2 separate regions of the Homo sapiens genome follow, and region 1 is linked to region 2. A link is a loop called in an ENCODE intact Hi-C map of the cell type or tissue named here. Cell type or tissue: IMR-90. All regions are shown on one strand. Each heading gives the region's core, and the rest is flanking DNA. Links, peaks and the distances in the headings are about the cores only. Region 1 has its middle 120 kb from the start of DIAPH2. Region 2 overlaps LOC105373294 (a long non-coding RNA gene).

What was found. Hi-C counts contacts between places; a loop is a spot of excess contacts. Peaks named below come from ENCODE experiments on the same cell type or tissue, not always from the same donor. Only the 100,000 strongest peaks of a DNase experiment are listed, where the experiment ranks them.
Region 1: a loop joins it to region 2, with 4 times the contacts of the local background. A loop is called at or near these places in 4 of 110 quality-filtered maps.

The regions. Positions count from the first base shown.
Region 1 is chrX:96,555,638-96,572,265 of GRCh38, reverse strand. No RefSeq gene overlaps it. Among named protein-coding and RNA genes, the nearest start is that of DIAPH2, 120 kb to the left of the region's middle. In IMR-90, for the core only: no CTCF peak of the experiment used is centred there; a DNase peak (open chromatin) is centred at 8,325.
Region 2 is chrX:96,364,531-96,381,158 of GRCh38, reverse strand. LOC105373294 (a long non-coding RNA gene) reads left to right here. Exons shown (of 3, transcript XR_938466.3): 2 at 16,479-16,566. Among named protein-coding and RNA genes, the nearest start is that of DIAPH2, 310 kb to the left of the region's middle. In IMR-90, for the core only: a CTCF peak has its summit at 8,211 (motif pointing left); a DNase peak (open chromatin) is centred at 8,178.

The DNA.
Region 1 (16,628 bases), core at 4,157-12,156, 190 kb before region 2:
TTTAAAGTATATGGTAGGTTTTTGTTTGTTTGTTTTTTGTTTTTGTCAACTAAGAGGGATCCCTAAGCTGACTGGAAAATTCAATTAAACAGAACCTCAATTTCTTAACCAATCTGACTTTATAGTTCAAAATATATTTGATGACCCACTAAAAGCCATAAAGCAGGGACTGAGTGGTAAACAAAAATCAGCTTTGATCTCTGCTCTCATAAAACTTATGGTTATATGGAATAAGGTGCATGTGTGTTTGTTTTTAAATTGAACAGGCCAAGGGATGGAAAAGAACAGGAAGGAAACTTACTTTTGGGTACTTATACCCATATTATCTCATTTAATTTTCACAATGGTTCTATGAGATATTGTTATTATCTCCATTTTAGAGACAAAGAGAAAATAAGAAACTGAGAAGTGGTGGAATTGAGATTCAAACCCACATCTGTGTAACTCTGAAACATCTGTTTGTTCTACTGGTCCACTTTTCAGAGAGAAAGGGAGGAGAAAAGGAGAATGTACACACTCACATAGTTCACACAGTGCTATATAAGCATATTTGAGGTCAGACCATCAGTATATGTGTAACTGAGTTAGATAGTAGGCAAAGTTCTATATCTGGGAATCAGACTCAGCCCAAAGAGAACAATATCTGAAAACTGTTTTGTAAACTTACCGTCTTTGTAAGCTTACCATTCTTGCTTCTTGGCACCACATTTTTTTTTTTTTCACCATGGAATTCTTTTTTTTTTTTAAATTATACTTTAAGTTTTAGGGCACATGTGCACAACGTGCAGGTTTGTTACATATGTATACATGTGCCATGTTGGTGTGCTGCACCCATTAACTCGTCATTTTACATTAGGTATATCTCCTAATGCTATCCCTCCCCCCTCCCCCCACCCCACAACAGGCCCCAGTGTGTGATGTTCCCCTTCCTGTGCCCATGTGTTCTCATTGTTCAATTCCCACCTATGAGTGAGAACATGTGGTGTTTGGTTTTTTGTCCTTGTGATAGTTTGCTGAGAATGATGGTTTCCAGCTTCATCCATGTCCCTACAAAGGACATGAACTCATCCTTTTTTATGGCTGCATAATATTCCATGGTGTATATGTGCCACATTTTCTTAATCCAGTCTATCATTGTTGGACATTTGGGTTGGTTCCAAGGGCACCACATTTTTATCAATGAAACACACTATGCCATCACTTACCCAGGCTTTTTGTGTAGCTTGTATAGCAATTACTAAGGTATTGATTTTGTACATCTCTTCCCCTTCAAGTGTGAATAAAAGGCACTTCCAAGGTTGGTGTTGGTGGATTACCAAGTTAGCCTCAGAAATCTGATTTGTCTATACCTGGAGATGGGCTCTGTGGCCCAGAGATGAACTCATATTGACTAAATTTACAAGAAAGAATTCAGATTGACAAAAAATTTATTTATGACAAAAAATACAAATCTCACAGTGGATGGAACACTCATGTTGACATGATCAAAGTGTTCTCTCCCCATAGAAAGCCCTACCAAACAGGAGGGGGACTTGAGGAGCACACAAGTAGTGTTGCATGCTCCTCTAAGTTTCAGCTTAGAAACGGAACTGTTTCTTGATGAAATTCATGTGTAACGACAACTCACTCTGAAGGAGTGATGTGTCCACTTCTGGAGTAGGTATGTAGCTGTGAAAGAGATGAAAGTGTCTTATGGCCCTAACATTTTCTCTCCTGGACAGTGCTGGGATGCCCAGGTCAAGGCCTTTGTCATTCTCTTCTTCCTAAACTTTCCTGTCTGACTAAGCCCACTTTCTCAGGGACTCACTCATTCTTTAGATATGTTAATATATTTTGTTAGCCTTGCTCTAGCCTGGGAGACATTCTTTTTCTTTAATGTGTCTTGTTTATCTATGACCTGGTCCATTAGGCCTTGATTTTATAGTGTAACTATTAGAGAGTAAGAATAATTTCCAAATTATTGGAAGATATCTTAGTATTGCCTATACACCCTTCCCCCTTTTCTTCCATGTACCTTGTACAGTATGCAAAACCTTACCTCCTTATTTTCAGACAGAACCTCTCTCTTTTGTAGTTTTTGCCTTCTGTGTTTTTGTGAGAACTTCCAAGCTATTTTTAAAGTATACTATGTCACTTTAATAATTTTTTTTTGAGGCAGAGTTTCACCACGTTAGCCAAGATGGTCTCGATCTCCTGACCTCGTGATCCGCCCGCCTCGGCCTCCCAAAGTGCTGGGATTACAGGCATGAGCCACTGCGCCCGGCCGCACTTTAATAAAAATTTTAAAGTCATTTAATTTTAGGAGCTTTACCATATTTTTTAAAATGAATATTCTTTTTATGTCAGAGACTTTCATATGGGAACTGATTTCAAGTTTAGAGTTACTTATGTAACTCATCAGAAGTGAAAATAGGCCGGGCGCAGGGGCTCATGGATGTAATCCCAGCACTTTGGGAGGCCAAGGTGGGCAGATCGCTTGTGCTCAGGAGTTTAAGACCAGCCTGTGAAACATGGTGAAACCCCGTCTCTACAAAAAATACAAAAATTAGCTGGGTGTGGTGGTGCATGCCTGTAGTCTCAGCTACTCCAGAGGCTGAGGTGGGAGGATGGCTTGAGCCCTGGAGGTGGAGGTTGCAGTGAGCCGAGATCAGGCCACTGCACTCCAGCCAGGGCGACAGAGCCAGACCCTGTATCCAAAAAAAAAAAAAAAAAGAGAGAGAAAAACTGAAAATAAATACTAGTAATGAGGTGTTTAATTTTTTTCACCTTTTTGTCATATGTCTATAAATAGTATATTTCAACAGCTATATATTTGTATATTTAAATCCAATATTGATAGTATTCTTTGCTTTGCTTTGTGAAATAGGTGGATTCCTGGAGAGTTCATGATAAAATGTAGTGCAAGTAGCCCTATACATGGAGTCAGTAATCCTGAGTTCTTAACATTCTTCCTGCACTGGTTTGTTGTGTGGCCTCCTACAAACATTTGAACACTTAGTGCCCTGGCCCTTACACCTATAAAATGAGTGTCATGCTGGGGCATGGGTGGCAGCAGGGCAAAGGTCTTTAGGTTTGTCTGGCATCAGGTGTCTGACGGAGGGAAGAAACAGGTACTATGATTACAAGGGAGTTCTTATAAAGGGGATAATACTCGTCTATCGATCTCAAAGGGCATTTGTGAGGAGGATCACATGGGACTAAGAGGAAATACTTTGAAAAGAATGAGTTGAAACCTTTTAGAAATGAAAGGATAAGATAGTAACTTTCCTCTTGACACTGTACATGTTGTATGTCAAAAATGTCAAACTGACTGAAATTCTAGCCTTATCTGGAATTTCATTTTTCCTTTAAAAATAATTTCAGATTTTATTTACTCTCCATATCCATTCCTATAAGCTATAACCTCTATGAAGATAACTCTCACATCTATCCCAACCACAACTCTCATCTTGAGCCACAGAAATGCATTCCCAACTGCTTGCTAGGTATCTCCACTTTGATGCTTATATACTGCCACCCTATATACTGCCACCCACTCAACATCATTAAAGAAGCCATCGGCTGCATCAAACTTTCACCTATAATTTCTTCTGATATGTAACCTCAGAGTTAGCTTACACTTTTTCTCCTGTGTCCAATGATTTGTCAAGTTCTATATGGTCTCATACTACAATATCTCTTACTCTTGTACTTCCATCCTCCTGTTTCCATTTCTATTGCTACCATCTTATTTTGGTCCCTCATTACATATTATCTGAATTATAGTAAGTGTCTCCTCGGTTCACCCTCTTTCACCTGTCTCTAATCTGACTTCCACAATCCTGGAGAGTAATCTAAAACACGTGTCTGAATATAGTACTCCTCCAGTTAATCAGTCTCAGTGGGTTCCCTTCATCTAGATAGAACAGAGTACAAGGAGGCTTTTCATCATCTGGCTGCAACCAGTCTTACATTTCACCACTTTGTCACAAATATGTTTCAGTCATATTAAACCACTTGTAGTTCCTCCAATCTGCCATGCTGTCTCTTGCTTACATATGTTGCTTCCTGTTCTTGGAACACTCTCCCTGCCTTCTTACTTAATCATTTTCTCTGCCTTGCTAACTCCTGTCTGGCCCTCAAGATTCAGTTTGAATATCATCTTCTCTTAGAAGTCTTCGTTAGTATCCCCCTTTGCGTTTGCATGGCTCCCTTTACATAATACTTTTATAGCATATTCTATGCCAATTGTTGGTTTATTTCTCTGTATCTGTCATTAGACTGCAAGCTTCCTGAGTACAAGGATTTTGTTTCATTCATCTTTGTATCACTAAAGCTAAGAGAGTGCTTTGCACAGGTAAATACATGTTTGTTACATGAATGAATGAATATGAACTTTATCATTAAAATTCTGATCAGTATAACATGTGGCAGAAATTGGAACATATGTAACCCAAAGATTGAGGTTTAGGTTAGAGAAACAAAGTGATTTACTGGAATCAAGGTATCAGGCAAGAGAAGACAGGGAGAAATGCAATTTGATAATGATTAAGGCCCAGGAAATGGGATTAATATACTAGGGACATAGAACAAAAGCCAGGGTCATAAATCAGAGTAAAAATTTTAATCTGAGTAAGTGAGTACCAAAACAGAGACAACGCAGGGAAGCTCTTGTTGTTGAATCAGTCAAGGCCCTCAGGCTTTGGTGAGAAGCCTTGAGTGATAGACCAGCTCTTGAGTGAGAATGACCAAAAGATATATTATGTCTGGCTTCTGGGCCTCATGTATGACAAGCATTGGGACAGATAGAAAATCTTGGTGACCCTGAGTTAGATCTGGCAGATGCAAATGTTTGCTACACCGACTTAACCACATTATAAGGACCAGACCAAAGTACTCCGATTTGAGAAAGCTGAAAATAATGCAACGTGTGGTTTAAAAAATCAAAATTGTCATATTAACTTGGCCTTTAAAAGGTTATTCTTAATGGTGATTTTCACGGTTAATAAATCCATTAAGTACCCAAAAGGAGTGACCTTATCATACACTTTACATTTTAGCTTTAATGAATAAATCAATATGCAATTGATTTAATTAAGGAAGCTGCAGATAGTACTTTCACAACATGATTCACTTTGCATTTGTAAATATTTCAACTGCCAAGAATTTTCCCACCAGTCGTGTGACTTTTACGAATCTTAAACAGTTTTTAAAATAACTGCGGACTGATTCCATATTGAGACCAGATGAGAACATGTTGGAATGAGTTTCTTAGGTCTGAAAGTTCTTCATTTTGCTTTCAGTTACATTTCTTCCACTAGACATGCTTTTTAGACAATCACATTAGCTTAATTAACTTCATGTTGCTCCTAAGAGGTTGTTTTTTTTCTTTAGCAAAGACAACAATTCTTCTACTCTGGGGAGATACATTAACAATAAAATGTGTAAATAGTTACTTGACTAACTTTTGTAAGGCACATTTGATAGCTTTTGGAAAATACCAATTTAGTCTGTTGAATTGCAGTAATATTTGACTAACCTGTTGTGCTATTTCATTCATCATGTCTTACACTCTACCAGAGTATAAGCTCCTTGAAGGCAGGGGTTATGTTTGATTCATCTTATGCTTCACAACTGTTGACACGTAGTTGGTACTCAATAAATATTGACTAAAATTAATATATGCATGTGGCCTTACATAACAATTTTGCTGCTGTAATGAAGACTGGTAATTCACTTATTTAACATTCCTCGTATTCTACCTCTGCAATATTTATAACCTATTCTCCTTCCTCTAACTCTTTAAGTATTAATGCCCACATAGATATTTATATGACCTAAGGCTAAAGTCATCACATTTGGATTAAATCTTAGTCATCCATTACAGTGAATGATTCTCTTAAAATCTTCATTTTAGACAATGTATTTTTACTGGGCACAAAAATATAATTTGAAGTATCAATTATTTTAAAACAAAATATTATGCTTCCTTCTAAGAACTTTTTTATTAGAGGCATAGAGCCTGTATCTGGATAAAAATAGGTCATCTGGTGAATTCATAGGGTTGAAAATAAAAGCAACCTTGAGAAATTATCTAAGACATTACTTTTGTTCATTATAATCTCTTCACATAGTTCAGGCCAATTTGTATTAATATTATTTTGAGAGATTCTCCTGTTGAACAAGTTCCTTTTAAATACAATAAAAATAAATAAATAGAAAAACAAAGACATAAAAATACAAATCCATTTTTAGTATTAGGTTCAATTAATATAAAATTACTTTGTCAAATTGCAATAAAAGTTCTAATTGATTATTTTTAGTTTTTTGGTTTTCTGCTGTCCAGGCTGGGGTGCAGTGGCGTGATCTTGGCTCACTGCAACCTCTGCCTCCTGGGTTCAAGCTATTCTTGTGCCTCAGCCTCCTGAGTAGTTGGAACTACAGGCGTGAGCCACCGCACCCAGCTAATTTTTGTATTTTTAGTACAGATGTGGTTTCACCATGTTGGCCAGGCTTGTCTTGAACTCCTGACCTCAGGTGATCCACCCGCCTCGGCCTCCCAAAGTGCTGGGATTATAGGCGTGAGCCACTGCGCCCAGCTGATTATTCTTAGTTTAAGTACATATCTCATCATAGGCCCATACCAAACAGTTCTGATATGGGCACCAGTCCAAGGATCACACTTTGAGTAGCTCTCATCTAGAAAATAACTGATCAAACCAACCTCTCTGTTGCTTGAGACACTGTTAATACAATATTTGCAATCAGGTTATAATCAAGAAGGCTTGCAGGTCTGTGAAATATTCTGCCTCTTTAGGTAACTTTTTGGAATTCTGATCGAATATATTGTGTTGATATAATTTAGGTCTGAGAGGACAATCTTCTTTCTCTTTTTTTCAGGATTTTGTCAGTTCATTAAGTATGGACTCATTCTAGCTAAGCTAATACAAAAGTATCTTTTTAGTGAAAAATAATTGTTACAAGCATGCCTTTATAAATAGTGCATTTCCTCCTTGTTGACAAATGTATATAAGAAGTTAAATAATATATTCTGTATCTTGATTATGATTATACTTTTGTCAAAACTCATAGGCTATACTCCTAAAATGGGTGATTTTTACAATATGTAAATTATACTGCAATAAAGCTGACTTTAAAAATGCAGATTGTGGTGGGGGCACATCCACCGGAGTTTCTACCAGTAGGTAGGAAATGCTGGCACCAGTGGGATCAGAAATATGTGAAGTCTGTTAGATAGAAGCATCTGTATACTTTCCATATGAAGGATGCTTTGCTTTAGGGAATAGAAAATACTTAAGTCCAGGGCCCAAGCCTCCCTCTCCCCAGGAAGGTGCTGTCTGGACAATGCCACCTCTAGCTTTTGAGATTTGTTTTCTCTTTTTTGTTTTGGTCAACTCTTGTTTCCTTAGATACATAAACTAGGTCAATTAAGATGCAGTCAATTGTTGGTGGCCTGTGAGTCATTTGGGCCATATAAGGTGACTGTGTGCTTCCGTTTTGAAGTATTTTGTAATTTTCTTCAATCATGACCCATTTTTTGTGGTAGAGGTGGGGATTGCCAAAGGATATCAGACTGGAGACTCCTGATAAGTGGTAGGAGTATTCAGTGGAGGTTCAGAGCATAGGGTGCTATAGCTACAAAAGTTTAATGGAGGAGATGGGATTAATATAGTTACCCATGGTTAGGATTTGTACAGAAAAATATTTCAGATGGGAAACTTGAGGCCTACTGTTAAGCCTTTCTAGCTTGACCAGGGGATTATTGGGATACAGTGTGGAATAAAGTGAGAAAACCAGATTTCTCCTATAGGTGTTGAAAGGTCATTATAAGTTTTTCACAAAAGATGTATAATCCTTGTTAAAAATCTAGCTAAAATCCCAATTGCTCAAACCTAGACTTTATGTTCATATTGTTTAAGAGTTGACAGCGTTCAATTTTCTGTATGTGCACTTTGTTTTTCCGACTAGACCATGAGCTCTTATGGGCAAGAAATCACTTATTTTTCCTTGTCTCAGAGCGGGTAGTACTTACTGAATTAGTTGGAAAGCTTTCCGTATTCCTTTAATCCATTCCAGTCTTATACGTTGGTCTTTTAATCAATATCAGATTTTTTATGTCTCTTTCTTAAATATTCAGTCTGGCTCTTGTAAGATTGTGACCTATGGTTGGAGAGTAACCTAATACTTCCTTGATAATATATGCCAGTTAATACAAGCCATCGTCATGTCTTTTTTTTTTTTTTTTTAAGTAGAGATGCAATTCAGACTCATGTTTATCTTGAGTTTATACAAGCTCAAGTCTTTGGCAGAGAGTTTAGTTATTTGTTGTGAAACACAATCTTTGGAAGCTTACCATAAAATGCTCACTGAATGTGGAAACTATGTTATGAAAGGCTGGCACCCTGTGAAATCTTGACTCCCTGTGAAGTTTACAACATGATTTTGTAGTTGTTTCCCAACTTGTCCTGCAGAGCAACTCTGTCATGTCTTATAATGGTGACTCTTGGTTGCCAAGCTAGAGTTGAAATCAGAATATCTTGTCCTGACATAAATTTTGGTGAGTCACTTTTAGGTTTGGAGAGGAGTAAATAATCTACCAAGGATGTTCTCTCTCTTAATGAGAAAAGGGAATAGAGAGGAAGTTGTGATTTGAGTTTTCCATATCAAATATACCCTACTCCTCCACTTTTCCCTCCCCATTGTTGGGTTGAGTGAATCCCCTTTGTATGCTAAGAGCACTGAGCAATTGTTCTTTTCAAATACTTATCACATTGCATTGACATGGACACGTGTGTCTATTTTTTCCACATTAAGTAAGCTTTTTTGATGACAAAGACTGATTCTTAGTCACCTCTGTATTACCAATGGCTAGCAGAGCATCTGACACATGGTGGCTAGAAAATAAATATTTGTTGAATTGAACAAATACTAATAATATTGATAATAGCTAACATTGAGTGCAATTACTTTTCAGCAGGCACCACTTTAAGCACTTTACAGATAGTAATTCCTTTAACTCTCCCTACAATCCTATGAGGTGCCTACATTATACAGATCAGAAAAAATAAAGAACAATGAATTAAATACCAGGTATGCTTAAGGTTATAAAGCTGGTGAATGGCAGAAGCAGGAATCAAATCCATGACTCCAAAGTCTTAACCACTATGTTACACATATATATCAGGTAAAAGGAATGGTTTGTTTTCTAATAAAATTGCCTATACAAGAAGGCCAATTAACTAAAGATGGATTCTGATTGGCCAAGAGAAGGAGTTCTTTCCTTTCTCCTAGAGTTTAGCTACCATTTTCTATTACAACTACCTGCTTCTTAATATGATTGTTTCCAGTCTGTCACTTTTACATACATTTGTGAGGTTGGTTTCTTTTGGATTGCATCTAAGTAGTGGATAAATTGCACCATTTTATTGGGCAATATGTGAGAACATTTGGATCTTGAAATTCTATTATGTGTGGCCTGTTAAAAATAATACTTTCAAATCACTTGTGCTTTTAAACATTTTTTGTAAGTTGTTCTTATTTTTAATTACATGGATAATACATGAATGAATTCTCATTGGAAAAAAGTCAAACAATAGAATGTGAAAATTGCTCTTTACCTCATCTTCCACATCAATCCTTTGCATTGAAATGACCATTTTATTAGCTTGGTGATGTGTACTCAATAATGTACTTTGTTTTCTTAATGATTTGTCTTGGTTATTGCTTCATATCAAAACATGTAGATCTACCTCATTTTAGTTAATTGTTGCATAATTATTCAGAAGATGCATGGTGATACATTCTGTATTTCTCTATCGATGGATACTTAGGTTATTTCCGATTTTTTCTTTTTTGTGGCTACTATAGACAATACTGTAGGTCATATTTGAGTATAGATTTAATTCGAGATTCATAAGAAGAAATAGGTGGCCATGAGGATGTGTACACGTCTACTGTAATAAGATATGGCCAAATTGTCTTCCCAAATAGCTGTAACAGTGTTGCTAGTAGTTTCTCCACAAAAAAAGACAACTTGAATAAATGGAGAAATATGCCAAATTCCTAGATGAAAAGGCTCAATTTTATAAAGATGACATTTCTCATCAAATTAATCTGTAAATCCTGTGCAGTTCCAATTATAGCCCAATAGAATTTTTTAATGGAGCCTGACAGGCTGATTCTAAATTTTAAGAGGTAGAGGAAATAAGCAAGAAGAGTTGGGAAATTTTGAAAAAAAAAATTGAAGGAGTGGTAATGTTGCAAGAATATCCACACAGTTAAATGAAGGGGAATGGAGAGTCTAACATACATATAACAATTTAGAAATTAAACAAAGTAAAATTTCAGTTCTGTGGAAAAAAATAAAAATCTATTTAACAGTGTGGGTAAATTTGGCTATCCATCTAGAAGCAAAGTTGAATCCTTATTTCACACCCTATCTAACTCCAAATGTATTAAAATTAAATATTAAATTATTTATAGAAAACAAAAGAATAGGAATTTTAAAGGAAAACTTGAGAGAATATATTATAGTCTGGGGTTGGAGAAACCTTCTTAAGCCATGGAGGAAATATAGAAATTAGATAAGTAATAATAGATATTACAATACACAAAATATTACATTTTTAATGAAAAAAATCATAAATTCAAAAGCTAATGGGACAAGATTTACAACATATTTTACAAACAGAAACTTTTTTTCTTTTTTAATTTTAAGTTCCGGGGTACGTGTGCAGGATGTGCAGGTTTGTTACATATGTAAACGTGTGCCACGGTGGTTTGCTGCTCCTATCAACCCATCACCTAGGTATTAAGCCCAGCATGCATTAGCTCTTTTCCCTAATGCTCTCTGCACATCCCCACCGTGTCCATATGTTCTCACTGTTCAGCTCTCACTTATAAGTGAGAACATGCGGTGTTTGGTTTTCTGTTCCTGTGTTAGTTTGCTGAAGATAAACGGCTTCCAGCTCCATCCATGTCCCTGCAAAGGACATGATCTCATTCCTTTTTATGTTTGCATAATATTTCATGGTGTATATGTACCACATTTTAATATCTGTAGTATACAAAGAGTTTCTGCAAAGTAACATAAAAGTAATCAATTGAAAAAATTAGGCAAGGGGTGTGAATAAGGATTAAAAAGAAGAGGAAATGAAAATGGCCAATAAATAAATGGAAATATCCTCATCTTCATTAGTCATCAAGAAAATGCAAATTACCATAACAATGAGATATCAATTTTTTAACTACACAGAGAAAATTTAAGTGTGCTAACAGTACTGACCACTTAGCTAGAAAAAGGGCACTATGATGTATCGCAAGTAGGATTTTGAATTGCCACCGCCTTTCAGGGAAGTAATCTGGCTGTAACTGTTTGAATGGAAAATTCAATTCAAAACAAGTATATTTACTTGTGTCAATATCTCTGGAAAGTTACATTTTAATAATAGTTCTCTTTGGTGAGGGGAATTGGAGGACTGATAGGAATTTTTTTTCTGTTTGATTTTTTTCCCCACATGTACATATTACATATCACCTATTAAAATAAAATACAAAAACATTTTTATATTTTTCCTTTTTTTTAGCTATTTCTTACAGGAAGGAACAAAAGCTTTTAAAAACTATGTAAATATATATTTCGATCCAGTAATCTCATGTTGGGCACTTTTACCTAGTTAAAAATGTATATGAAATACATTTATAGACCGGGCACAGTGGCTCACACCTTTAATCCCAGTACTTTGGGAGGCCGAGGTGGAGGGATCACTTGAGTCCAGGAGTTCAAGACCAGCCTGGGCAACATGGCGAAACCCCGCCTCTACTAAATACAAAAATTAGCCAGGCATGGTGGTGCTCACCTGTAGTCCCAGCTACTTGGAAGGGGGTGGGGGTGGTAGTTGGGCACGGGGATACAGGGGTGGGGTGGCGGGGAAGAATCGCTTGAGCTTGAGAGTTTGAGGCTGCAGTGAGCCAAGATCATCCCACTGCACTCCAGCCTGGGCGACAGAGCAAGTCTCTGTCTCAAAAAAAAAAAAAGTGTATTATATGTATAAACATGTTCATTATAATACTATTTAATGTTTATACTAGAAAAACTGGCAACAATCTGAATATTATGAGCAGAAAAAACTGGAAACAATCTGAAATTATTCTTAAATTTGAATATCATGAAATATTTTTCTTCTAATAAAAATTATGAGTAGGACTCATTATGAACAGTATCAACCTTGAGAGATGTAAGTTCATGATGTACTGTTATGTGAGAACAAGTTGCAGATAAATGAGTTTAAACTGACATAATTAAAAAAAAACCCTCACAAAGGAAAGAAGCAACATGTAGATATATGTTTATATGACCATGCACAGAGTTGTGGAAATATATACATCAGGTTAACATTGGTTACCCTGAGTAGGGGCGGGAAGGAATGAGAGAGAAGAAGAGGTGGCGGAAGATAAGAAACAAAGAAAGGCTACCAAATAGAAAAATTCTCATGGTATATTATAAAGCAAGCAAGTAGAATATAATTTCTACCTTTAATACTATTGCAATTGTGTGAACTTTGAATATGCAGATAAACAAGAACTAGAAGGAAACCTGGATAAATGAAAACATTGATTTGGTCGGGTGATGGGATTATGGACCTTTTTTGCTTTGGAATGCAGACATTTTAATATATTTTTGTAATAACATAACATAAATATAAAGATGATATAGAACTTTGAAGAAAATCTTATTTTCTTATTGTAAATAGTGTCCCATCTTCTTCTTTCACAATGTTGCCTATGAAAATTCAAAATCAATGACATCTGAATTTTCACTGCAAGGTGCAAGAATCAATGACATAGGGCAATGTGTTTTACTCTTTGGAAACTATCAGTAAATTTTTTCTTTATTGTTCGGGAATTTCACCACAGTGTGTCTAGGTGTGGGTCCTTTTTCATACATCCTGCTTGACACCTGATGGGGCTTTTAAATCTGAGGGCTCATGTCTTACTTTAGTTCTGGAACATATTCTCTGATTATTGCTTTATCTATTACTTCCTATCCATTTTTTAACTCTTCTTTTTCATTTGGCATTTGTAGTAGATAAATGCTGGAACTTCCGGATATATACTCCTTGTTTCCTAACTTTTCTTCCTTATTGTCCTTTGCATTGCATTCTGAGAGATATTATTCGTTTTATTTAGGGGGAGTTAGTGACTGGAAGAGGGCAGTCTAAGGAAGATTTGGGGAGTATTTGTAAAGTTCTCTTTCTTGATCTTGGGCTGGTTACACAGATTTGTTCAATTTGTAAGAAATCTTCAAACATTAGACTTTTGATATATATACTTATTTTAATAAGTAATTTTAAAAAAACTTCAAGGCTTTTGGCCTGAACAACTGGAAGGATGAAATTGCCATCCACTGAGATGAAGAAGGCTGCAGGTAGAGTAGGTTTGGGAGAAGATCAGGAGTTCAGGTTTGAACATGTTGAGTTTGAACTGTCTCTTGGATATGCAACAAGAGGTGTCAGCTATCATGTTCAATCCTGCTAATAGGTTAGGTAAGATGAAGACAGAATTAATTATAGATTTAGCAATTTGGAGTTCAATAGTCCTCTTAATGAGAGCAGTATTGGTGGACTTGAGGAGAGGGCTGGGAGCTGATTAGGTGGTCTTAAGAGTGTGGAGGAGACCAAATGAAGACAGGAAACATAAGCAACTCTGCTGTTTGCTGTCTGATCCAAAGCCATGATTGGGGTAATAGGATGGGGTCAAACTTTTTGGCTGCTTCTTGTGGGACTCAAGCCTGTTATCATTTGGTTGCCCTATGGTCCGTTTATATTTAAGTTTCTGCCATGTCTGCACTAGAAGCACTCCTGAAGCTCTTCTCACTCTTCAGGAGCCCTTCCTGTGCACCTTTGGGCTGCCCCTCCCTTCTTCCCTTCCTTCTTCTTTCTGTCATCTCATCTTTTGGGCATTTCTTACTTTTTCTGATCCCCGAGGGCACCAGTTTCTGTTTCTCAGTGTGCCATATCCACTCAATCTCCTCATTTTACCTTTTGAAACTTCAATTTCCTTACCTAGAAAATGTGCAAAAGAATGGCTGCTTTATTGTGGATTTATGGGGGTCAAATGAGATTATATAAAGTACAGTTCCTTGTAAATTGTATACTCTAAAAAAACGAAATGCTAATTTTATGTTAGCTGTTACTTTTAGAATTTAAAGGGTGGTTGATTTCATTATTGTGATATGGAATATCACTCTTTTCTATTTTCTAAACGTAATTGTTTTTAGTGAATTTAGACGGCTTGCATTTTAATGACAACCTACTTACAATCTCCAATTGTAGTTAGCAGTACTATGGGAAGTGGGGCCAAGGATGTTTAGACCCATTTCTGATCCTAAGTTTTATTCTGCCAAATGACATGTTGAATTTAAAATAATGGACCTCCTCACTACCCCTTTATAAATGTTTATACAGATTTTCTCCCACCAAATTATTAGCTACTTTAAGGGAAAGTATGGAGTCTTATTTTTGCTGTATTCCCAGTGCCTTGAAAAGCATTTGGCACATAGTAGGCACTCATTTATGTTTATTTTTTGGAAATTGATCAGACTTGAGCAATGATTTTTGTTTGCACTGACTTGGGAGATATTATTAGTGTGATGCAAATTTTGCTTTAAAATATTCTAACAAGGTTTTACTGGTAGGCCAATAGTACCTATGGTGTGAGTATTAGTTTTAGGCAGAAATAAATTGCCTTTTAGGACTAAACATCATGGATGTTTACAATCTAAACACTAATAGTAACTTAAGAAGCTAAAAAGGCTATGCTTATTAATAGCTGCTATTACTGATACTGTCTCCAATGTCAAAATAACCTTAAAGTCTCACATCTAGTAAAGTACAGAACCAGAAGGCATACTACCGACTACCTGAATTCAAAGCCAGTGATCCCAACTCCAAACTCCTCTAATATGTTTTAAGCCAAGTGCGTAAGGAATATAAGTTGGCAGTAGCCTCAATTTCAGTTTTCTGTTCTTAAGGAACAGTATTTATAATCTTTTTGCTTGGCTTATTCACTTTACTCTGAGGGTTAGCGATATAGAGTGATATTTGATCCTCTTACTCTGTGTCATGCTAACGTGCTATTTTTCCCCTATTTCCTTTCTTTCTCTTTCTCTTTCTTTTGGTTGTTCTGACCCACACTGAGGCTCTGGAAGGTCTTGTAAGTTTTAATCCCTAATGTTTCCACAGGAAGAAGAGAAATGGCTTTTTTCCACAAGACTATATCTAATTTTAGTATTGTTTATGCAGTGACTTTGAAAGTATGTTTTCAAATTGCTGTTAGTCTCTTTGTGTAGCCCTTGTGGCCTAAGCAACAATCAAAATTAAATGTTAATACATTTAGAGGGAGAAAAGAGCCTGATATAGCAAAATTAAACAAATATTTAATAGGTTCCTACTATGTGTCAGCATAATTTTAGGCTCTAAGGGAACACAGCAGTGGTTTTATTTTTAATCAAAAAAGTAAAGACAAAAAAGGATGCATTTATGCTAAAAACTGATTTAATGGCAATAAAAATGTATTTTAAAATTTCTCAACAGATGATGTAATTTCTTCTTGAAACAGGTTATATACCTTTGCGGATTTAACATCTGTAGTATAATCATTTTATTTTAAATGAGTAAAACCAAACAGTAATGTTACTTGCCCATTTTTCCTTTTTTCTCATTTGGTTGCCTCAAATCATTTGCTAAATATACATTTTCATCTTAGTCTCTTTGTAACAACTATTAATTTAAAGCAATTTGTGGTACTAAATGCTTCCACCTGGATGAAGACTTCTGCTCAAAGCTTCTCTATTTTGTTTTTCTGGAGTTATGTGCTATTCGCCAGAAAAAAAGAGACTATAATATTTATCATATGTTAGCAAAATCTAAAATCTTAGAGTTAACCTACTTTTTAATGCTTTGGCAGGAATTTTAATAGTTATACATCAAGGGTGAATACAGCTATTTTTTTTAGGGGGAAGGAATTTAAAATTCCTTAGCAAATTTTATCTCTCATCAACTTTTCTATATGTACCCTGTGAGGAAGGTGAATATAGAATATGTTTTTATTCCTGTTATATTGTTGGCAACACGTGGCCTTGTCAAAGAATGGCTCCTTAGAACTGTGTCTAGTAGCTTTGGAGCAGATAGTAGATTCTTCCCTACTTCTGCTCTATCCAGTTCTTCTGACCTACCTTTTTCTCTTCATTAGTCAACACCCTTTGGCCATTGAATACTTGTTCATATATTATTCTGATACTACTTGTTAACTGCTTCTAACTACTGTACACTAACTTTATATAAATTTTAAATTTTACATAAATTTTAATGATTTCAAATTTAAAAATCCTTTTTCTTATTTAAAAAAAAAACCTTTAGCTTCTTCTTCAACACATACCATGTTGGTAAGCACACAGTAGGAACTCAGTAATCATTTTGGGTTCATTCATTTAGTCAACACCTAATGATTGGTACAAGCAATGTGGAGCACTGAATAGGAAGTCAGAAGAACTTGATTCGAGGTTGAGCTCTACTATTTACTAGCTATATCATTTTAAGCTTTTCACAATCTCTCTGAGCAATTGTTCC
Region 2 (16,628 bases), core at 3,678-11,677:
CTGAGATGCCCATGGTTCCCTTGATGTATGTTCTTTCTCACTGCAACAAATAATGGGCTCAATTTATTCAGCTACAGGTATGTTCTTGGTAGTCTTTGGCTGAAGAGAAATGACACCAGATTCTCATGATAGACAGGGTCTATTCTGTAGTGTACTTCTTGCTTAGAATATCTGGTGAGCAGTCACCTCTGATCAGGCCCTCTCTCAATATGCCAGTGCTATGCAAGTTAGAATCTTGAATTTCTTAAGGAACTTTCAATCCTGATTTAAATTTCTGGGCATTATTTGCTGTAGTTCCACAGTTGTGTCTCTCTAGAGAGAAAGGGCTCTCAGTGGGAGGATGGGGTTAATGCAAATAATACTGGATATGTCAGAAAACTTCTCTTTTAGTTTTATCTCTGTTGGCAAATAGCCTTGTGACTATGGTCAAGTTGTTTAACCTCTTTGGACCATAGAATTTTAGCTTTAAAACAAGAGTTAGACAGTAGAGGTCTCTGAGGGTCCTTCTAACTCTAACATTTGGTGATTTTATTACTTGAAATCCACTCTGGGTATGTCATCTTCTTTCTCTCATAGGTAATATCATATAACTCTGAAGAGTTTTGTGATGTGAATCACCCAACATATTCTATTTTTTAAAGCTATCCAAAGTGCATAAAGGTAAAGTTCATCATTTACTTCACAAATATTTGCAAACAGATGGCTAGCATAATTGTTTCTGCAGTAAAAGCAGACATTGTTAAAATATAATAAGAACCAGATAAATCTGCGGGAACTCTCTTAGCTCTGTCTCCAGAGAATCAGTGCTAATAAGTCAAATTAGTCATTTTTATTTAGGAGATATAAAAAGGCATATGGTTTCATGCTGTACCAGCTGTCATAAAATTTTGGAGAAAAGTGTTGCTTACAAAGCTTCTAGGGGAAATGTTTCATAGAAGCATTTTAACCTTTATAGCTTACAAAACCAGTTGGCTTCCTTTTTTTTTCACAAACTATTTTTTGGCCTGAATTCTCTTTAACAATAAAGGTTCAGCAGGAAGGAAAACACGTAGCTAGAAGAAAAATAACTGGATTGCCTTCTAGTGGAGTACCTGTTATAGATTGCTTTCATATAGAGCTAAGATTTTCATGTGAGTCTAAAGTGTGTTTTGATGAAATATATTAGGAAACTTGTTTTCAAGTAAGATACATTTCAGAAAGCTACACTCCACTATTTAACCTTCACGTATCATATGAATTACAATGGTGGCCACAATATATGCATACTTTATATGCATACTTAAAAGTCCTTACTCATATACAAGTTCCTTTTGTTTTTTGGCCTCTCCTCCCTTATACTGAAGTACGTGTGCTTTTGTGTATGTGTGTGGTGTGTGTGTTTGTGTGTGTATGAAACCGTAGAGTCCAAAGGTCTTCCACATATTCCACATATTGTGATTTATTCTTCTGACAGTTTCTCTATTCCTTTGCAGTTTTTCACTTCTATCTTTTTAAAATTTCCTTGTTTATTCACTTTGTAGATTCAAGCTTTCCCCCATTTCTCTTTAGTTTTTCATTAAAAGAAGCCAGACCTAGGAAAGACAGAGTTTGAAATAGAAATCTAGAATCAGATATTTATAAGTTTCTATATAAGTTAACCATTGCAATTGTGGTTGGCCTCATGCCAAGAAAGAAATGTATAATAAATCATAAGAGACAAGATTAATGAGAAAGTCTTTGGAATAATCAGAAAATATAGTGGAGTTCTCAAAAACTAAGAATGGAAATTGAGTAGTTCCATATGAATGACATTTATACGGATAAATAGTATTTGGAAGGTATTAATTAGAAAATGTATCGATTTTACTTGCCTAAATTACAAACGTAGCATTTGGGTTGTCATAGTAATTTGAATACATTTGTTCTTTGAAATGATTTTTGATTATGCAATTGCAGAAGGCTTTTAACAATTTTTACCATGCATTTCCTAGGGGCCTTATGTCCACAGTTTCTTTAAAACAAAATTGTATTTTGCTTCTTATCTTTTTTATTACACTAAGACTAAAGTGCATTTTGTCACATTTTGTATAATATATTGTCTACAAATCTATCAGATAATGCATTTGTTAAATAGTTGACTTTTGCCATTATCTCAATAGATTAGAGTAGCTGTTCCCAACATTTTCAAGGATGAAGATTTCTTGTATGTATCAAAATACTTCTTGGAACAACTCCCCATTTACCCTTGCCACCAAGAAAATAGCTTTCCTTTTCTGTTTTTCTGTTATGATGTCATATATCTTCTATTAATTCAGTGTTATTTTAATGAATTTACATTTCATTAATAACCATAAAAGCACCTGCATATATTCAACAATAGTAGCACATATTATTATTCAGCTAGCAGATTCCTATATATATGGATTGGCAAAATCTTTGTAAGAACTGATTAGTCTCTCAGGCATCTATGGTACAGAGATTGGGAGCTCTTGGGTTAGAGCTTGATACCACTTAATTGCCACTTGATTGCTTTTGCTGATTTAATTCCCAAAGTGGTTCATGGGATTCTGCTCTCCAAATCTGACCCTGTCATTTTAGGTGGGCTATTACCAAAATGGTAGTAGTATGGTATAATGTTTTTGGCCACCCTCCTTTTGTTTCTCCTTTGAAGTTTGTTATGGGAGAGGGCTGGCCCAGATGGCCACTGATTAATGGGAAATGTGAGGGTTGGGTACTGTGTGTTTTGAGATGAAGCAGGGCATTTCCTGTCCAACTCATTAAAATGAGTTTAAAAAAGCAGGGATGGAGAGCCGAGTAAAATTCCGTAGAGAATAAGTTGGAGTTAAAACATTTAGAAAAGCACACACAAACACCAAGTCAAAGGATAGAATCAATATCAGGACTATTGAGCCAACTGTTCAAGAGTTGAGTTTGAAAAAGTCTAAAGTAACAACAGGAGTAAGTATGATACTGCTTTTTATTCATCTACTTTTGAAATTAATCCAGAACTGGCTGTTTGTTTTTAATAAATGGTGAAGGGCTAATTGGCTTACCATGCAGTGTTTTCCATTTGGTCTCCCACAGTATACTTCTCAGCTCTGTTTAGAAACTGGAAGGTTAGTTTGTTCAGTTTTTTATAACATAAAGCCATAATGTTGGTTTGGTTCTATCATAGGAAGCACGATAATGGGTGTTTAAACTACCAAATCCATCACCTGATCTGTCCATAAATCTCAAACCTGCATTTTATATAGTTTTTATAACACAAATTAAACAGTTTACCTTTTCTTACACTGTCTCCTATGGGTTTTCTTTCCCACAGAGAAACAATCTGTTTTCTATCTACAGGCTGTTTAAACAACTGCATCCAGCTGTCATGTGGCTATGTGAGGTTGGGCATAGGGAGATTCTATGTAAATGAGTGATCAGTTCTCTGATCCTTCTTCCCTGGCGTGGAAGCTGGGGAAAGCTCAGATGAGCTCCATAAGGCTGGAGTAGGACTTAGGAGCACAGCTCTACCATGGCTGTATATGTTGTGCCAAGGCATGAATACCAAACCATCCAAATGCCGAGGGGCAAACCTGGAGAAGTTAGTAAATGGGACTTTAGAGCAAGAAGGCCTATGTTACGTGAAGTTAAATAGATTTCTTTGCTACAAAAGTTATCATAGTATTTCATGTGCTAATATGAAATGTGACTCTCCTAGATGGAGATAGATTATGCTCTCTTTTCCAAATTTATTTGATCATTGACTCTTTGAATGTTTGTAAATATGTGGTAGAGTGGTTTTCTATTAATAATATCTTGCCAGGCCAGGCGTGAGCCATCACGTCTGTAATCCCAAGGCTTTGGGAGGCCGAGGCAGGAGGGTTGCTTAAGGCCAGGAGTCCCAGACAAGCCTGGGCGACATAGTGAGACCCTTTCTCTCCCCTCCCCCGCCAAAAAAAAAGGTCAGGCATGGTGGCGCATGCCTGTAGTCCCAACTACTCAGGAGGCTAATTTGGGAAGATCGCTTAAGCCCATGAGTTGGAGGCTGCAGTGAGCTATGACCACTTCTTTGCACTCCAGCCTGGGTAACAGAGCAAGACCCTGTCTCTAAAGAAAAAGAAAATAACAATATCATGCCAGACACTTGATCCATGGAACACAGTTTGAATGGAGAATGCTGCCGTAATAGAAATAAAATTTAAAACAAAAGTTCTGTTAACTGTGCAGTCATATTATTTTTGAATATGGAAAAGTGGATGTGTTTTGTAACACACAAAGCAAAAATAATGTAACTTAATTTGTTAAGGTCTGCGAAGTGATTAAGATGCATCAATAATCATATTAAAATGGAGATGGTTGGATTTGAGCCATTTTAGCAAATCTTAGATATTAGGGTGCTAAGATGGTGGCCAGAGTGGAAAGGACACCTTTTTGTCACCCTGGTCACCATGGTATGCTGTCAGTGCAAATAGAAACCCAAATCTAATTTCAAACAAAACCTAAGTAATAGCAGTGAGTTTCCATACAATTCTCTTTTTAAAGTCAAATTAAATCATTTCCTTGAAGTACCACAAATGTTATTTTCAATCCCCAAATTTTCCTTTTGTATTCAGTTCTCTCTCAGTAATAGCATTTTTTTCAGTACAAAGAAAATCTTATGTTTACATAAATGCACTGTCTAACGGTCCTGTTTACATCACTCACACCAATAGGTCTGGAGGTCCTTTTCCCGATGAGAGTTTACAAATGTCACAGCCTTCTTCTCTTCCCTCTGTTAACCTTTCAAGGACAAAATTCCTCTTAATTAAGAGTTTAACTTGTGAGGTGGTATGTTTCAGTTGTCTGAGTTAATGTCAGCCTTGGTAAGCTGAGACATCTGTTCAGAACACAGGTCACCCTCTCATCCAGCTAATTTATACTGCTAGAGATGGCTTCTACTTTTCTTTTCTAAGAAAGTCATAGTTGGCTGCAGGCAGACTTACCAGTTGAGAATATAATTTCATTAAGCCTGTCTCCACATTGCTTCCTTAGTATTTTGCAGGATGGAAGAAGGGGTAGCAGGCACAAATAGCTTCATATTAATGAACTGCCTTGAATAGGTTCTGGATTTGAGGGTCTATTTCCAGCCTCTAAAGAAGGCAAAAGGTCTGCTGCAACCCCAGTTTGATTTGAGGTGTGCTAGTAAGGGCCTCTACTCTTTCCAATGCTGGGCATAGTACCAGAATTTCCTCTGTTGGGGAATTTATTATACCTTTGAATCTTGTAGATTTCAGTTTCTCAAAAGATGTTTGCTAAAATGCAAATGCCCCAAGGAGAGGGGCATAATAAGGTTTTTTATCATCTAATAATTTAACTAATTTGAGTTTGACTTGCTTTGCAAATATGGCCCAAAGCAGGGGTGCATCCAGGTATTGTGGTACCTAATACTTAAACACTTTAGAGAAGGGATCTTTAAAAAAAGAATAAACATTGGCCAGGCGCGGTGGCTCACGCCTGTAATCCCAGCACTTTGGGAGGCTGAGGCAGGTGGATCATGAGGTCAGGAGAGCGAGACCATCCTGGCTAACACGGTGAAACCCCGCCTCTACCAAAAATACAAAAAATTATCCAGGCATGGTAGCAGGGGCCTGTAGTCCCAGCTACTCGGGAGGGTGAGGCAGGAGAATGGTGTGAACCCGGGAGGCGGAGCTTGCAGTGAGCCGAGATCGGGCCACTGTACCCCAGGCTGGGCGACGGAGCGAGACTCCGTCTCAAAAAAAATAAAAATAAAAAAAATAAACATTTACCAATAAAAAATTAGTGAAGATTCTTAGAAGGGACCTGGGCAAGTTGGGGGACCTAAAGCTTCATTAGTTTCATGGTAAGTCTGCCTGTGGGCTAGGGTAGTGATGAACAACCTTTAGGGTGCAGGGTGCATTAAATGTATGTGAGTGGTATGTTAAAAAATGTAGATTCTTGGGGCCCATGCTTCAAGATTCAGATTCAGTAGATCTGAGTTTGAGCCCTGGAACCTTGGAGCTTTTGTGGTCTGAGGTATCTACCTATATTTCACACTTTGAGAAACATGGTACAGCACAGAGAAGGCACCTGAGGGAAGGAGCAGGACCTTATTCTCCAGTGGATGGTTAAAGGTTTCAGTTATGCAAGATAAATAAATTCTGGAGATCTACTATACGGCATAGTGCCTGTAGCTGACAGTACTATATTGTATATTTAAAATTTGCTAAGAGGATAGATCTTAGTGATCTTACCAGAAGAAAACCTCCCCAAACAAATGAAAAACTCCACAGCACAATAATAATAAAGGAGCAGGGAGGAAACTTGGAGATAATGAATATTTTTATGGTCTTGATGGTGGTGATAGTTCCATGGGTATATATTTGTCCCCAAATTCATTGAGATGTAGACATTAAATATGTACAGCTTTTTATATGTCAATTCTACCTTGACAAAATGGTTAGAAAAATAGGAAGAAGAAGCCAGAGATAACTTTTAAAGAAGGCAATGGTCCTCATGGCTATGCGACTCTAGAGCCACATCCACAATCGCCATTCCTACTGCTTCTTCATGTCTTGTTCTTCTCTGCATGAAATATACACATTCTTTCACATGCCCACAAAATGAATATGTCACAAAATGCCTAAATTTAGTGAATTGACTTATTGCATCTATTTATTTTGCATATCCAGGACAATGCAAGAGAAAATGCAGGCTTTTTTCATAAAGAAGCATTTTCATTATTGAAAAGAGGACCTATATGTTATATGGTAGCCACATTTCTTGGAAAATTGCAAGAAGGACAGATGAGATCTTTGACATTAACCCTCTGCAAGGGTAGTCCTTTGCCCATATATAAAGGGGAGATGAATGTTTGGGCAGGAAGAGGGACAGAGGGGCAATGTGGCTGACTTGTGGTCCAAGATATACTCTTCCACTCTTGGGGGACTAAGATCAACAGAGAAATATTTCTGTTTAGCTGGTTTCATAGTAAGAACCACATATGATGAGAGACTGTAGTTACTATACTTTATTATCATATAATACTCTTATACACAAATATGAGCTGCATGCCAGAAAGTCTTTGTATTAGTCAAGATTCTCCAGAGAAACAGAGACAATAAGATTCTTTTCCTTAGGATATGTATGCATATAGAAAAATTTTTTTCTATATGCATACACATCCTATTAGGAAAAGAATTAACTCACATGATTATGGAGGATGGCAAGCCTAAAATTTAGAGTGTGGGCCAGCTGGATTGAGACCTAGGAGAGCTGATATTCCAGTTCCAGTAGGAAGGCTGGCAGCCTAGAGACCCAGGAAAGCTGATGGTGCACATAAAATCTGAAAGCAGTGTGCTGGATAATTCATTCTTGTTTGGGCAGGCCAGTCTTTTTGTTCTATTGAGGCCTTCAACGGATTGGAAGAGGCCCACCCACATTACAAGGATCAGTCTGCTTTATGCACAGTTCACTGATTTAAATGTTAACTTGATTCAGAAACACCTTCCAAGATGACACATACAATTAAACATCATAGTCATATAAGTCATGGTTTTCTCTATTTCATTGTGGAGGACACAATGTGTGGGGCAATGGGCCTCCTCTCAAGGCATCCACTGGAGCCAAGCACCTGCCATATGGAAACTTTCTATCATTGGCAGAGACCATCTGTTTTATTTTTGGGCATTCGGAAACCACCTAGCAAAAGAAGGTCCTAAACTCTTGAATGGTTTCTATTTCTGAGATTATATAATAAGCACTTGCATGCTTCCCATCACTCACAGTGCTGAGGGTGTCCATGAGACTATTTCCTAATTCCTACTTTTCCCCCAACCCAAGTATGATTTATCCTCCTTATCAATACAATGTCGCTTTATTTTCAGATTCGTCATTGTGCAGTTTATCACACTCCATGCTGTAATACAGGTAGTTCTGAATATGTTGTAGCCACCTGTCCTTCCTTCCCCCTCTCCCCACCACTAATTTATGAGCTACTTGAGAGCAGGTATTGTGGGTCACTTATCTTCATGTCCCTCATTACATCTAGCAATGAGCCTTGCTCACAGTAGGTGCTTAAACGGTATTGGTTGAAATTAGTTGGATTGCATTTGTGGGGCTCTAAAATAGTTCTGACCAGCGCTTACTTGAAGTAAATTGGAAAATAGTTTTCTCATAAACTATAGCCTGACAACCAGAGCCCTAGCATTTCAAATCTTGATCCTTGTGTTCCTGTAGCTCCTCCTAGTGGGAAGGTTGCAAAATTTCTTGGCTGCAGGATTACTGCAGCCGAGTTATTACTGCTAGAAACAACAGGAACCACCACCAAACGAAACATAAACCCTTTGTAGGAAATATATATAGTTTAAATTTTTACCTTTTTTAAGGTTTATAGCTGGGCCCAAAGTTTCTAAAAGGTCTATTCAGCCTCTGTGAGAAGCAACTGGGGTTATTTTCGGAGATGTAACCCATGGGTATTGATATACACCACGGCATTCCTTGGTAGCCAAGCATAGGGCTAAGATGAGAACTATTTGGCTACTTCTTAATATTTAAGTGGATGAGCAGCAAACATCTTTCTCCGTCTTCCTGAGCTCCATTCTGCAATTGCAGTGCAGCAGGACGACAGTGCATTTACTGTGGCATGCTGTTGGCCCCATGCACTTCCCCCTTTCCCCCATAGATCTCGGCAGTGCCTTCTGCTTTGGTCCTGACAGGTAGGTCAGTTGGTTTCAGTCTGCCTGGCTGATTTATGCTGCTTTAGGATCCCTTAAGCCTATGCTTCTGGTAGCCTGTACTTCAGATAAAAGTGTTTTTGATTTTTGCATTTCTCTATAGAAACCATAGCCTCTTTTCTTTAATCCCAATGTTTTCAGGGGATGTCTGGGCATTATGTATGCATGTTTAATGATTCATACTCCTAGGATTTTGAGTTTGTTTTTAACTGAACTGTATCTGTTCTCTTATAGAATTTTAGAAGTATTAAAAATAATGTAATAAGCCTTTGCAATGTCTGTTTTTAGGAGGTTGATTGCAGTAATTTTTTTAAACCAACTGATGCACAGTATACAGTACATTCCCCAAATCTGTTGTATATAGGGTAAAAAAATCTTCAAATGGAAAAATCTTCCTTCTTTGCTGTGAGCAAAATAATTAACTATTTGACCACTGATCCATACCAGTGAATGTGATGCCCCTTAGCTTTTCTGAGGTTATGCATAACTCTTGTCTATCCAGCTTCATAAACTGTGGAGTAGGCTTTCTGGAGACAAAGATCTGAGAGTGAACATTATAACATGAATCAGCCCTAGCTACAAATTTGATGTAGTGTTTGCTGGAATTGACAGCAAAAGACAACATTAATCCACATACTAGTGCAGCAGTGGTTTCATTTCATCCCTCTGCAACTACGTGACTTGGAATATATTTGTGTTTTCATTTTATTTCAGTGCCTTTGAGCATACAGTATGGTACCTTTTTTGAGCCATGACATAGGTTTGAAGCAATACAGTTTATACCTGTGCAGTACTCCTCATTAGAGAAGTGTTTCTCGGTTAAGATTGTTGTCTCTCTACCTGGAAACATAAAACATAAAGTCATACTGTAAGGATAAAGACTATCAATGTATGGTTGGCTCAGTTAACTGGAACCTCATGTTCACTCTTCTAGGTATATTCTGCTTTGTCAGAATCTCTTATGTGATCTTGGACAAGGTATATGATTTCATTTTCTACTCTTAGATTAATTATGTGGGATTTGATTGTATGTTGCTATATTTACCCTGGAGTTAAATATGTGTTCTCCTCTTCATTTAATCTAGTGATTTCACATTTGATTACCAAGAGATAATTAGAGATGGAAGTTCTGTGGTTGCTGGGAAACCAATCAACGATTTAAAAAATTTTGTTACAGATTATTATACCCACATATTTATTGGCAGAAGATAATAATTTAATAATTTAATTGGCAGAAGAAAAACTAGAAGTGGCATTTTTTTCAGGGAAAAAATCCTCAAATTGGCTAAATCTCTTCTATCACAAAGCTTTTTTAAGAATAATGGGGGAGTGAGGGAAACTTATAAACCACTGATTTCTTTACTCTTCTCTAGACACATATTTTTAACCCCAAGGCTCATCTGCAATTGATACCTGATATTTTTCTTATATACACACTTTTCAGTGTGTTGACAACAGTTTTAACAAAAAGTACATGTAAGTATATGTGCTATTATTAGTTTGTGTTAATGACTAAGCTACAATCACGCCCTGAACATTTTGTCAAGTTGTGTTTGAGGGGTCACTGGGTTCTCTCGTATGTTGAGAAGCTTTCTGGCCCAACTTAATTAGTACTTTTCAGAGAAAACAAGCCTGTTGGCCTGGATACTTACTCCATCTTTGGACAAGTGGAAGATTAGGGTCTTTGTCTAATTAACAGTTATCTACAGCACATAGCCTATAGGTGATAGCGTAAATTGCATGCTGAAAAATGCTACCTGAAAACAATGATCTAATATGGAATGACAGAGAGAGGGTCTTGGTACTTATCTCTATGAGTGTCTTTGGGGGCAAGGACAACTCCCTTTAATGCAGACTTTAAGGAGTTATGATTTCTCTGGGAGGAGTTGGGACAGGCCTAGGTTACTGCAGGTGATGGGGAGTATCTTACTACTTGCTGGATAAATACTTCTGTTTATCTCAGTCACAACCCTCAAATTTCCGTGGAGCAAGGAATTATCTTTAGAAAAGTATCCTAACTAGATCTTGCCTCTTTCTGGAAATCTCTTCCCAAAATAATTGCTTGACTTTCTCCTCACCTCCATCAGATGTTTCTTCACATGTCACCTTTACATTGAGGCCTTGTATACCATCCTATTTGAAATTTCAACCTGCCCCCCCCGCCCTCCCCCACACAAACAGACACACACACACACACACACACACACTTCATATCTCCTTCCCTGCTTTATTTTTTCTTTTTAGCATGCATTACTATGTAAAATATAAAATATTTTATTTTTTCTAAACTTGGTTATTGCTTGTATCCCCAACTAGAATGTAAGTTCCATGAAGGCAGGAATTTTTGTCTGTCATGTTCATTGTTGTAGTCCTGGTGCCTTGAATAGTCCCCTGGCATATTTAACAATGAAAAAATTGTTGAATGTATGAGTGAGGAAAAGGAAGGACAAAAAGGAAGGAAGAGGCACTCGGAAAGGCATTGATTCCAGACTCCAGAAGCTCTTTTCACTTTCAAAGTTAGGGCCAAAATGCTTCAGCCTTTTTTTCATTAAGGTAGAAATAATTTAGGGAATGCTATGCCTTCTCATTAATGGAGAGGACTGCAATCAAATAGAGCTATCTACTGTTAAATAGAGGGGGCTTCAATCAGTTGGGTTAGTGAAGAAGGAGAAAAGATATAATAAATCAGGCAGTGATGCCAAAGAGCATATTGGTCAGGGATGTTTTATATCTTGTTAAGTGAGGTAGAAGTGGGGATGTGGAGAAGAGATAGCATGACAATGAGGAAGGAGAGGGTGACAGAAGAGGAAGAGGTATAAAATATACAACTAAATCAATTTGGTTATAAGAACAAGTTTTTTCAGAGAAATTTATTTTCTTGCTTTTGACCATGTGTCATTTAATGATGGAGTTATGTATGCCCTGAGAAGTGCATTGTTAGGTGATTTTGTTGTGGTGCAAACAGTGTACTTACACAAACTTAGATGGTATAGTCTACTACACACTTAGGCTAGATATAGCCTAGTGTGCATAGTTGTATAGTGTGTATATCTATACCTAGATATAGGTGTAGTTTATTGCTCCTAGGCTGCAAACCTGTACAGCATGTTACTATACTGAACAATGAAGACAATTGTAAGATAATAGGATTTGTATATATAAACATAGAAAAAGTATAGTAAAAATATTGTGTAAAAGATAAAAAATGGTACATCTGTATAGGGTACTTACCAAGAATGGAGCTTGCAGGACTGGAAGTTGCTCTGAGTGAGTCAGTGAGTGAGTGGTGAGTGAATGTGATGACATCAGGACATTACCGTACACTACCGTAGACTTTAGGACATTACCGTACACTACCGTAGACTTTAGGACATTACTGTACACTACCGTAGACTTTAGGACATTACAGTACACTACCGTAGACTTTATAAATGCTTAGGCTATACACTAAATTTCCAAAAAATTTTTCTTTCTTCAATAATAAATTAACCTCAGCTTACTGCAGCTATTTTACTTTATAACCTTTAAATATTTGTAAACTTTTTTACTCTCTCTCTCTTTTTTTTTTCTTTTAGACGGAGTTTCACTCTTTTTGCCCAGGCTAGAGTGCAATGGCACCATCTCGGCTCACCACAAGCTCCACCTCCTGGGTTCAAGCGATTCTCCTGTCTCAGCCTCCCAAGTAGCTGGGATTACAGGCACCCGCCACCACGCCTGGCCAATTTTTGTATTTTTAGTAGAGATGGGGTTTCTCCATATTGGTCAGGCTGGTCTTGAACTCCTGACCTCAGGTGATTCGCCTGCCTTGGCCTCCCAAAGGGCTGGGATTACAGGCATAAGCCACCACCCTTGGCCAACTTTTTTACTCTTTTGTAATAAAACCTAGCCTAAAACACAAATACATCATACACCTTTACAAAAAAACCTTTCTTTATATCCTTATTCCAACAGCTTTTTTCCTATTTTTAATATTTTAATTTTTTTAAACTTTTAAAACTCTTTGTTAAAAATGAAGACACAAACACAGTAGCCGAGGCCTGCACAGGGTCAGGATCACCAATATCACTGTCTTCCCTCCATGTCATGTCCCACTGGAAGGTCTTCATGGGCAATATCATATCTCCTATGATAACAATGCCTTCTTCTGAAATACCTCCTGAAGGATCTGTGGCTGTTTTACAGTTAACTTTTTATTTTAATAAGTCAAAGGAATTCACTCTAAAATAATGATAAAAGTATAGTATAGTAAATACATAAACCAGTAACATAGTTGTTTATCGTTATCAAGTATTATGTACTATACATAATTGTATGTGCCACACTTATATGTGCCTGACAGTACATTAGGTTTGTTTACACCAGCACTACCATAAACATGTGAGTAATGCATTGCTCTTTGACATTAGGACAGCTACAATGTCACCAGGTGATAGGAATTTTCCAGCTCCATTATGATCTTACGGGACCAGTGTCCCATAAGATTATTCAATGTTGACAAAACATCATTATGCAGTGCATGACTACATAAGTTTTAGATATTAAAAGACTTATTTTTAACTTCAAAACATGAAACAGAAACTGCCGGGCATATGTTAGATTTTATTCTAGAAATGATGCTGTAAGCGAAAATATTTAAGTTAAAACTGACGTTTCCAATCAAATAATGTGGCCTTCCTAACCAAGAATCTGTTCCCACTCTTTTTGGAAATTACCATAGACACCATACTTCGTTAACTAAAATTATAAACTTGTATATTATAAAGACTTTTTAAAAAAGTGCATGTAAATTGATTAATCAACAATTTTAAAATTCATATGGAACCCAAAAAGAGCCTGCATAGCCAAAGCAAGACTAGGCAAAAAGAACAAATCTGGAGGCATTACACTACCTGATTTCAATCTGTACTATAAGGCCATAGTCACTAAAACAGCATGGTAACCTGGTATAAAAATAGGCACATAGACCAATGGAACAGAATAGAGAACCCAGAAATAAATCCAAATACTTACAGCCAACTGATCTTTGACAAAGTAAGCAAAACCATAAAGTGGGGAAAGGACACCCTTTTCAACAAATGGTGCTGGGAAAATTGGCTAGCCACATGTAGGAGAATAAAACTGGGTCCTCATCTCTCACCTTACGCAAAAATCAATTCAAATGGATAAGAACTTAAATCTAAGACCTGAAACGATAAAAATTCTAGGAGATAACACTGGAAAAACCTTCTAGACATGGGCTTAGGTAAGGATTTTATTACCAAGAACTCAAAAGCAAATGCAATGAAAACGAAGATAAACAGTTGTGACTTAATGAAACTAAAGAGCTTTTGCACGGGAAAAGGAACAGTCAGCAGAGTAAATGGACAACCCACAAAGAGGGAGGAAATCTTCACAATCTATACATCTGACCAAGGACTAATATCCAGAATCTACAACAAACTCAAACAAATCAGTAAAAAAACCCAAACAATCCCATCAAAAAGTGGGCTAAGGACATGAGTAGACAATTCTCAAAAGAAGATATACAAATGGCGAACAAACATATTAAAAAATGCTCAACATCACCAATGATCGGGGAAATGCAAATCAAAACTACAACGCAATGCCACCTTACTCCTGCAAGAATGACCATAATCAAAAAATCAAAAAGCAGTAGATGTTGGCATGGATGTGGTGATTAGGGAACACTTCTACGCTGCTGGTGGGAATGTAAACTAGTACAACCACTATGGAAAACAATGTGGAGATTCCTTAAAGAACTAAAAGTAGAACTACTATTTGATCCAGCAATCCCACTACTGGGTATCTACCCAGAGGAAAAGAAATTGTTATACGAAAAATATACTTGCACACGTATGTTTATAGCAGCTCAATTCGCAGTTGCAAAAACGTGGAACCAACCCACATGCCCATCAATCAATGAGTGGATAAAGAAACTACGGTATATATACCTGATGGAATACTACTCAGCCATAAAAAGGAATGAATTAACGGTATTCACAGCAACCTGGATGAGATTGGAGACTATTCTAAGTGTAGGAACTCAGGAATGGAAAATCAAACATTGTATGTTCTCACTGATATGTGGGAGCTAAGCTATGAGGGCACAAAGGCATAGGAATGATACAATGGACTTTGGGGACTTGATGGAAAGGATGGGAGGGGGACGAGGGATAAAAGACTACAAATAGGGTTCACTGTATACTACTCAGGTGATGGGTGCACCAAAATCTCACAAATCACCACTAAAGAACTTACTCATGTAACCAAATACCACCTGTACTCCAATAACTTATGGAAAAATAAAAAAGAATAATATAGAAAATTGTGTTTAGTAATACAATTATAGTTCTCAGCTTACTCTTTATAATTTCCACTTTATTTTGATGACAAAATAAATCAGAATTGGAAGTAATATCTTCATTAGAATAGATTCATTCAGATATTCTGCCTAGGGGAGATTTTCATAGGCATTTTTAAAGAAGTGTTTTGGGGGTTACCTAGGGACATTTGATAATTTCTTAGGAGACAATCATAGAAGCCGCTGCTTTTTTGCTAATGCAAATTGCCATGTAGCAAATAATTTCTTTTCTCCTCTGCTGCCTTCAAACAGAAAGGCTAAGTTGAGCTCCCATCTCATCAGTACTAGCCGTTTCATTCACATCCTGATGTTATGCAAGGGCAGACCTTATGAACAAACCTTGATTTGCACTGAAATTTTCATCCTTTGATACCTTACCATGTTCCTGCTTCTCACTGTCAGAAAACCTCAAAGCCTTGGCTTGGCCATACTTAAAGTTACACAGGGCTGAACTTGATCCCAAATCCACAGAAAAAAACCCTTTCCATCTTATGTACAAGTTCTGCATGTGGTCATTTAGTGGTAGATTGCAACTGTCACTAGGATACTAGTTTTTCTTTTTAGAAGCAATCTTAAGGTTTGAGTACAATCATGTAACAATACTTCTTTTGTGACAAATGTGCCATAACTTCTATATTTAAATGAGTATTTTCCTTAAAAGTAATCACACTGGGACAAGATAATCACTTAAATAATATTGCCATAGTTCAAATGTTTTTTAAACCTCTATTAAACTGCTTTTGGAGATAGTTTATGAGCAACACAAAACACAATAAAACCAGTCTTATTACTTTATAGTAACAGAAGTCTCTTGGTCCCTTATTCTCACCACTCACCTTATTATTTCTTTGTATTTCTCATCCTTTCAACAATCAATGTATATCAACCATGCATTAGGTTCTGGGGATGCCATGGTGGATCAGCCTCTTTCATATTGTCTAGCAAGGAGAGTGAAGATATGGGCCCCTCTGCAAGCAGATTGAGACGTATGAGGAAAAGAAATGTACCTTGTTTACTTCTCTATCTTTAGCACCTAACATGGTGACTGGCATATAGGCACTGAATTGATAATTGATTAATAATTTAGTTAGTGGGTTATTAGCTTTAAATGCCTTAAGTTGATAATATGGGAACAGTGGCTGGATCATTGGAAATTGATATACTGTGATTTGAAAACTGCCAACATAATAACAAGGAAGAAGTGTTCTAATTACACACTTTGTTGTCAGAAACTTTGTTGTTACAGGTAGAAATAAAATAGGGGATAATGCTATGTGCTTCAGAAACTCACAAAATATATCCACTGATCTTCTTCTTGCTTTCAAGTATGGTGTGATGTAGTTCATGTCTAATTCCATTGCTGTAAAGGAATACCTGAGGCTGGGTAATTTATAAAGAAAAGAATTTATTTATCTTAGGGTTCTGCAGGATATACACGAAGTATGGCACCAACATCTGCTTCTGGTGAAGGCTTCATGAAGCTTCCACCCATGACAGAAGGCGAAGGTGAGCAGGCATCACATGGCGAAAGAGGAGGAGGAGAGAGGGGAGGTGCCAGGATCTTTTTA